Linked DNA regions of Homo sapiens: region 2 is linked to region 1. A link is a contact called in ENCODE Hi-C or POLR2A ChIA-PET data. All regions are on one chromosome and are shown on one strand. Each heading gives the region's core, a stretch centred on a gene start or an enhancer-like site at or near the end of the contact. The rest is flanking DNA. Distances are from core to core; before and after follow the strand shown.

What was found. A loop is a pair of places that touch in the nucleus more often than their neighbours do. ChIA-PET counts read pairs that join two places held with the same protein, here RNA polymerase II (POLR2A). Pooled maps may share reads with other maps.
Region 2: a pooled map shows a loop between it and region 1 (5-fold over the local background). The contact joins the promoter of CTC1 here to the promoter of DLG4 in region 1. A Hi-C loop is called at or near these places in 6 of 50 pooled maps. POLR2A ChIA-PET finds 5 or more read pairs at or near these places in 2 of 52 experiments (B cell and WTC11).

What each region holds. Positions count from the first base shown.
Region 1 is chr17:7,216,271-7,218,970 of GRCh38, forward strand. DLG4 (discs large MAGUK scaffold protein 4) reads right to left here and starts at 1,357. Exons shown (of 20, transcript NM_001321075.3): 1 at 848-1,357. The coding sequence starts at 877. It also overlaps a transcript of ACADVL not described here.
Region 2 is chr17:8,246,606-8,249,305 of GRCh38, forward strand. It overlaps CTC1 (CST telomere replication complex component 1), which reads right to left and starts at 1,451. Exons shown (of 23, transcript NM_025099.6): 1 at 1,399-1,451. The coding sequence starts at 1,431. PFAS (phosphoribosylformylglycinamidine synthase) reads left to right here and starts at 2,684. Exons shown (of 28, transcript NM_012393.3): 1 at 2,684-2,700. RefSeq lists enhancers at 1,248-1,387, 1,868-1,987, 2,112-2,700 and a silencer at 1,478-1,527.

The DNA of each region.
Region 1 (2,700 bases), core at 107-2,606:
TGGGAGGAGATGGGGATATTGGGCACCTGCCTTTGGGCCACCCCCAAATTGTGCACCACCCACCCGGTCCCCCTCCTCAAATCCCCTCTCTCCCTAAGCCTCTCATCCTCCTCCTCAGGGGCTGGCAAGCTCGGCTGCTGCAATCTTCTGCCTCCTATGGGAGTACCCCCAAATCCTTGCCTCACCTGGTCCATTCCCTCAGGTGATCCCATGCCAGGGCCCCAGCCCTCTGACAACTTCCAACTACCTCCATTCTATATGACTGAACCCTAAATTAACAGTTCCCTCAAATTGAGAGAGCATCCCTAAATGCAGCCACCACGAGATGCTTGTTCTAGAGTCTGAAGGCCCACCCCTTCCCTGCCAGCTGACACCCCCAGATCAGTCAGGCACTCACAACCAATAACCTTTACCCCATGCCAGGAGCCCCCCAAAACTGGACAAGGCCCTTGGAAGCCAGCTTTTCCCTGGGGAGGAAAGAGGAACCCCCCAACATAGCCCACCTTCCCACATACACCAGCAGGACTCCCTTATGAGCCAGGCTTCTCCTTAAATAAGTCTCCCTCAAACAGCGCTGATGAACCCCCAAACCCGCCAGGCCCCCCGAACCATGGAATATCCTAAATTTTCCATATCCCTACAGGTACAAAGGGATCACTCCAGGGGGCACCTGTGGCCAAATCCTGCATTTTCTCAGATGTGAACCCCAAAACTAAATTAAGACCCCCAAATACATCTTACTTCTGATGCTGCCACTCCAGGGGCGCCAGTCCCAGATAAGGCCTACTAACCCCTCCCCACAAACTCATACCCTCCCCCCAGTTTATAGCCCCCCCATCATGCTTACCTTGGTTGTCACTATACAGAGACAGTCCATGTTGGGGGGCCTGGCCGCGGCGGCGGGTAAGGGGCTCTGACTTCATCGGAGTTTCGTTCCTCCCCTCCGTGGGTTCTCACCCCTCCCCCCTCCGCACCCCACTTTTGCAGGGGGGGCCAGGATGGGGGGAGGGGTGAGAGGGGAAGGAGGGGGTTGGAGAAGGGAAGGGGAGGGGAGCGTGGGAGGGAGGGGAAGGGGGCCCTAAAAGGGGCTCCCCAGTGGAGGGGAGGGGGCTTGGGGAGCACACCCCGATTCTCAGGAGGGGCGGGGGCACCGGGGGCTGGCAGCCCCGGAGTTCGGGGGCTGGGGCATGAGCTGGGGTGGGGGAGGGGAACTGGATTTCGGGGAGCCCCGGGGTAGGGGGGGGTCTTGCCAAACGGCCAGGGGCTAGGGGCCGTGGCGGGGGAGTGGGGTGGGGGGGTTGGAAACGGCAGCGGCCGAGGGAGCCGTGGAGCCGAAGAGGGAAGGGGAGAGAGGAGGAGAGAGGAAGCAGGGGGAGGGAGGGAGGGAGCTAGGAGCCAGAATGGGGGGGGTGCCTTGGCAGAGTTAACTCCTTCTGTGCTGGCAGGAACCCGGATAATGGGAAAGGAGATAGAAGCAGAAGCACAGAGGCCCCTGAGGCAAACATGGAGACCTGGCCAGCCACCAGCGATGACAGCAAAGACGATGAGGCTGGATTTCATTTCTTAGAGAAGGAAGCATCTATAGTTGGGCTGGGAGCACCCACGGTTATTTGAATACGGGAGGGAGGCCTCTCGGCAGGCGGTAGGGGGTCGGGTGTGAGGGAGGAGCTGAAGGAGGCAATCCCTGGGGGCCTAGTTCTCCCTCAGGTTTCTCAGGGGGAAACCTAAAAAGTTAAGCCCTAGACTCTTTAGTGCCTGAAACTGGGGCAGCCAAAGAAAACGAGGAAGAAAGGGAGAGTGGGTACAGGACCACAGAGAGTGCATTCTCGGTGCCCCAAGTCCCTGGGCCACTGACTCAGGCTTTTGTCAGCAGGGCCCCCAAGATTCCAGGTAATATTAGTGATATTTGGCTCACCCCTCCAGCCCTGCCTGCCCCTCAGGAAGTTAGGCGCTCGCCCCCACCTCCTTACCTGACTCTCTGAGAGGGAAGCCTCATAATAGTCCAGGATGTCTGTCACAGGAACAGAACTGAGTTACCTCCCCACCCCAGGCCTCTCCAGGCACATCACCCCTGTCATCACCGCTGCTGGCTGGCTGGCAAGGGAGGAGCCCTTTCAGCCAAGGCTGGTCCACACTCATGGAGGACACCATAGGCAGGACCCTGCATGGTGCTCCAGCTTGGACCAAATGATCTCTGGGCTCCCAAACAGCCCCCGAAGTTCAGTAATGGCCCTTGGAGGCCCAGGTCCCTCAGAAAACGGGCTACTCACCCAGCAAGGCCTGGAAGAGGTCGCTATGCAGCACTGTGAGGAGTGGGGGTGCCCACCGCAGCAGTGGGGGTGCCAGGAGCCAGAGGGCTGACCTGGGAGCTAGTGAGATGCAAGGAGAATTGGGACAGGGAAGATGCCAACACAGGAAGATGAACACACTGTCACTTCATCTCCCCAGACTGTGCCCTTCACCCCAGCCCCTACGGAAAGATTTGGGGAGAAGGATCTCCGAGCCCCAGCCCCCCACTTCGCTCCCAGACCTCCCCTCCACAAGGAGCCCTGTTTTTCACCTCTTGGTCTCTGGGACATCTCTCTCTTCTCTCACTTTAATCTCCCTAATCCTCCAGGATTGGAGTTGAGCTGCTTCTCCCCACTAAATTCCAGCTGTGAGTAAAGTAGGCCGTCTCTGAGCCGACCAGCTGTCCCATTC
Region 2 (2,700 bases), core at 201-2,700, 1.0 Mb after region 1:
GCTGGGTGCAGTGGCTCACGCCTGTAATCCCAGCAGTTTCGGAGGCCAAGGCGGGCAGATCACGACGTCAGGAGATCGAGACCATCCTGGCTAACATGGTGAAACACCGTCTGTACTTAAAAAAAAGAAAAAAAATACAAAAATGAGCTGGGCATGGCGGCGCGTGCCTGTATGCCTGTAATTCCAGCTACTCGGGAGGCTGAGGCAGAAGAATCGCTTGAACCTGGGAGGCAGAGGTTGCAGTGAGCCGAGATCGCGTCACTGCACTCCAGCCTGGTGACAAAGCTAGACTCCGTCTCAAAACACACACACACACACACGCACACAAACCAATCCTTTAGATTGTATTTTCTTAACATCTTATTTATTTATTTATTTATTTATTTATTTATTTATTTATTTATTTGAGATGGAGTCTGGCTCTGTCGTCCAGGCTAGAGTGCAGTGGCGCGATCTCGGCTCACTGCAACCTCCACTTCCGTGGTTCCCTGCTCAGCTTCCTGAGCAGCTGGGATTACCGGCGTGTGCCACCACACCCAATTACCCTCATGTTAAAGTCGCTGCTTAGCAAGAGGTACAAAACTGTCAGCTCTGACCCCTCCACCACCACCCAACTGAACTTTTGAGTTTTTCAGACACCTGCTCTATCCTCCTGCCTTTGAATATGTGTTTGCTTCCGTCCTGAAACCCCTTCCGGCGCTTTTTTTTTTTTTTTTTTTTTTTTGACAGAGTCTCGCTCTGTTGCCCAGGCTGGAGTGCTGTGGCACAATCTCAGCTCACTGCAGCCTCCGTCTACCCGGTTCAAGCGATTCTCCTGCCTCAACCTTCTGAGTAGCTGGAATTACAGGTGCGCGCCACCACGCCCGGCTAATTTTTGTATTTTTAGTAGAGATGAGGTTTCACCATGTTGGTCAGGCTGGTCTCGAACTCCTGACCTCAAGTAATCCGCCCGCCTCCGCCTCCCACAGTGCTGGATTACAAGCGTGAGCCACCACACCCAGCCCCTTTCGGCGCTTTTTGCCTTCTACACGCACTTCGGGTCTCAGACGCTTTTACTTATTATGGTTGCCCTTTTCCCCTACAGCTCCGTCAAGGGTCTTCTCCAGGAACCCACAGCCCCATAGTTCCCCCATTAACCTGCTCCTGGTTTCCCACCAGGATTAAACCCTAGAGAGTGAACGGAGACCAGTTTAAGGCTCACAGCGGGCGCCGCGTGAATGAGGGAATAAACATTCGCAGAACCAGTAAGAGGTAGGAGCGGACCGACTCACAACCCCCTCACCCATGGGCCGGACGCGGCCAGCGAGCCCAGAGAGACAAGGCAGAGGAAATAGGAAGAGAAAGAGTATCTGTGACAAACAAGAAAAAAGGAACAAGAGACGTAATAGCAGCACTCACGGAGGAAGGGACCTGGGCCCGGCCAGCCGCCATGATGCGCCGGAGCTCCGCCCCCGGGAGGGGCAGGTGCTCGCTTGGGGGTGGGGATGGGGGTGGGGGGGCGCTCGGTGACGTCACCGGTGAGCGGGTTTCCTCGCCACCTCCAGCTCCTTCTCGCTGCTCACCCCCTCGCTTCCTAGAGACTCCGCGAGGCGCCTCGGTGCACCATCCCAACTCCCGACACCCCTGTCTCTTTTCTCTGATTTTTTTTTTTTTAAGACGAAGCCTGGTTCTGTCGCCCAGGCTGGAGTGCAGTGGCGCGATCTCGGCTCACTGCAACCCCCGCCTCCCAGGTTCAAGGGATTTTCCGGCCTCAGCCTCCTGAGTAGCTAGGATTACAGGCACCTGCCACCACCACGCCCGGCTAATTTTTTTTTTTTTTTTTTTTTTTGTATTTTTAGTAGAGACGGGGTTTCACCATGTGGCCAGGCTGGTCTCAAACTCCTGACCTCAGGTGATCCACCCGCCTCAGCCTCCCAAAGTGCTGGGATTACAGGCGTGAAACACAGCCCCTGGCCCTCTCTGATTTTTTTGAGACGAGGTCTCGCTCTATCGCCCAGGCTGGAGTGCAGCGGCGCCATCTCGGTTCACTGCAGCCTCGACCTCCCGGGCTCAAGCGATCCTCCCACCTCAGCCCACCAAGTAGCTGGGATCGCAGGCTTGCACCGCCACACCCGGCTAATTTTTGTATTTTTCTGTAGCGACATGGTTTCGCCATGTTGCCCAGACTGGTCTCGAACTCCTGGGCTCAAGCGATCTGCCCGCCTCGGGCTCCCAAAGTGCTCGGATTACAGGCGGGAGCCACCGCGCCCAGCCTCCGTCTCCCTCCTAAGTGACATCCTGTCCGGCATCCCGCAGGCCTTCAGATGGATGGGGTAGCAGAGCTCAGGAACTCAAACACAGCCCGCCTGGTGGATGACTTCTAAGCATCTTTCAGTCTCCCTGATCTTGCCAAGCAGAGAAGGGCTTCCTCGTAATGCCACCAAAGCACAACTTTCACATGCTTGCTTTATGGCCTTAACTAACTGATGTCATTACTTAACTGTCCCCGCGGGGACGGGGAACTGAATGTATTTTCACAAACGTCAGTTCAAGACAGATTTGTGGGAGAAACCACCTGGGGATAAACCTCTCCCCACCAAGAACCTAGAATTCGGCCGGGTGGCTGGGGAAAAGTGGGCGGGGCGTAGTCGCCCCGGCGCTGGCAGGTCCAGTCTCTGCCCGCGGCGCACGCGGATGACGTAACAAACGCGCGCGACGATT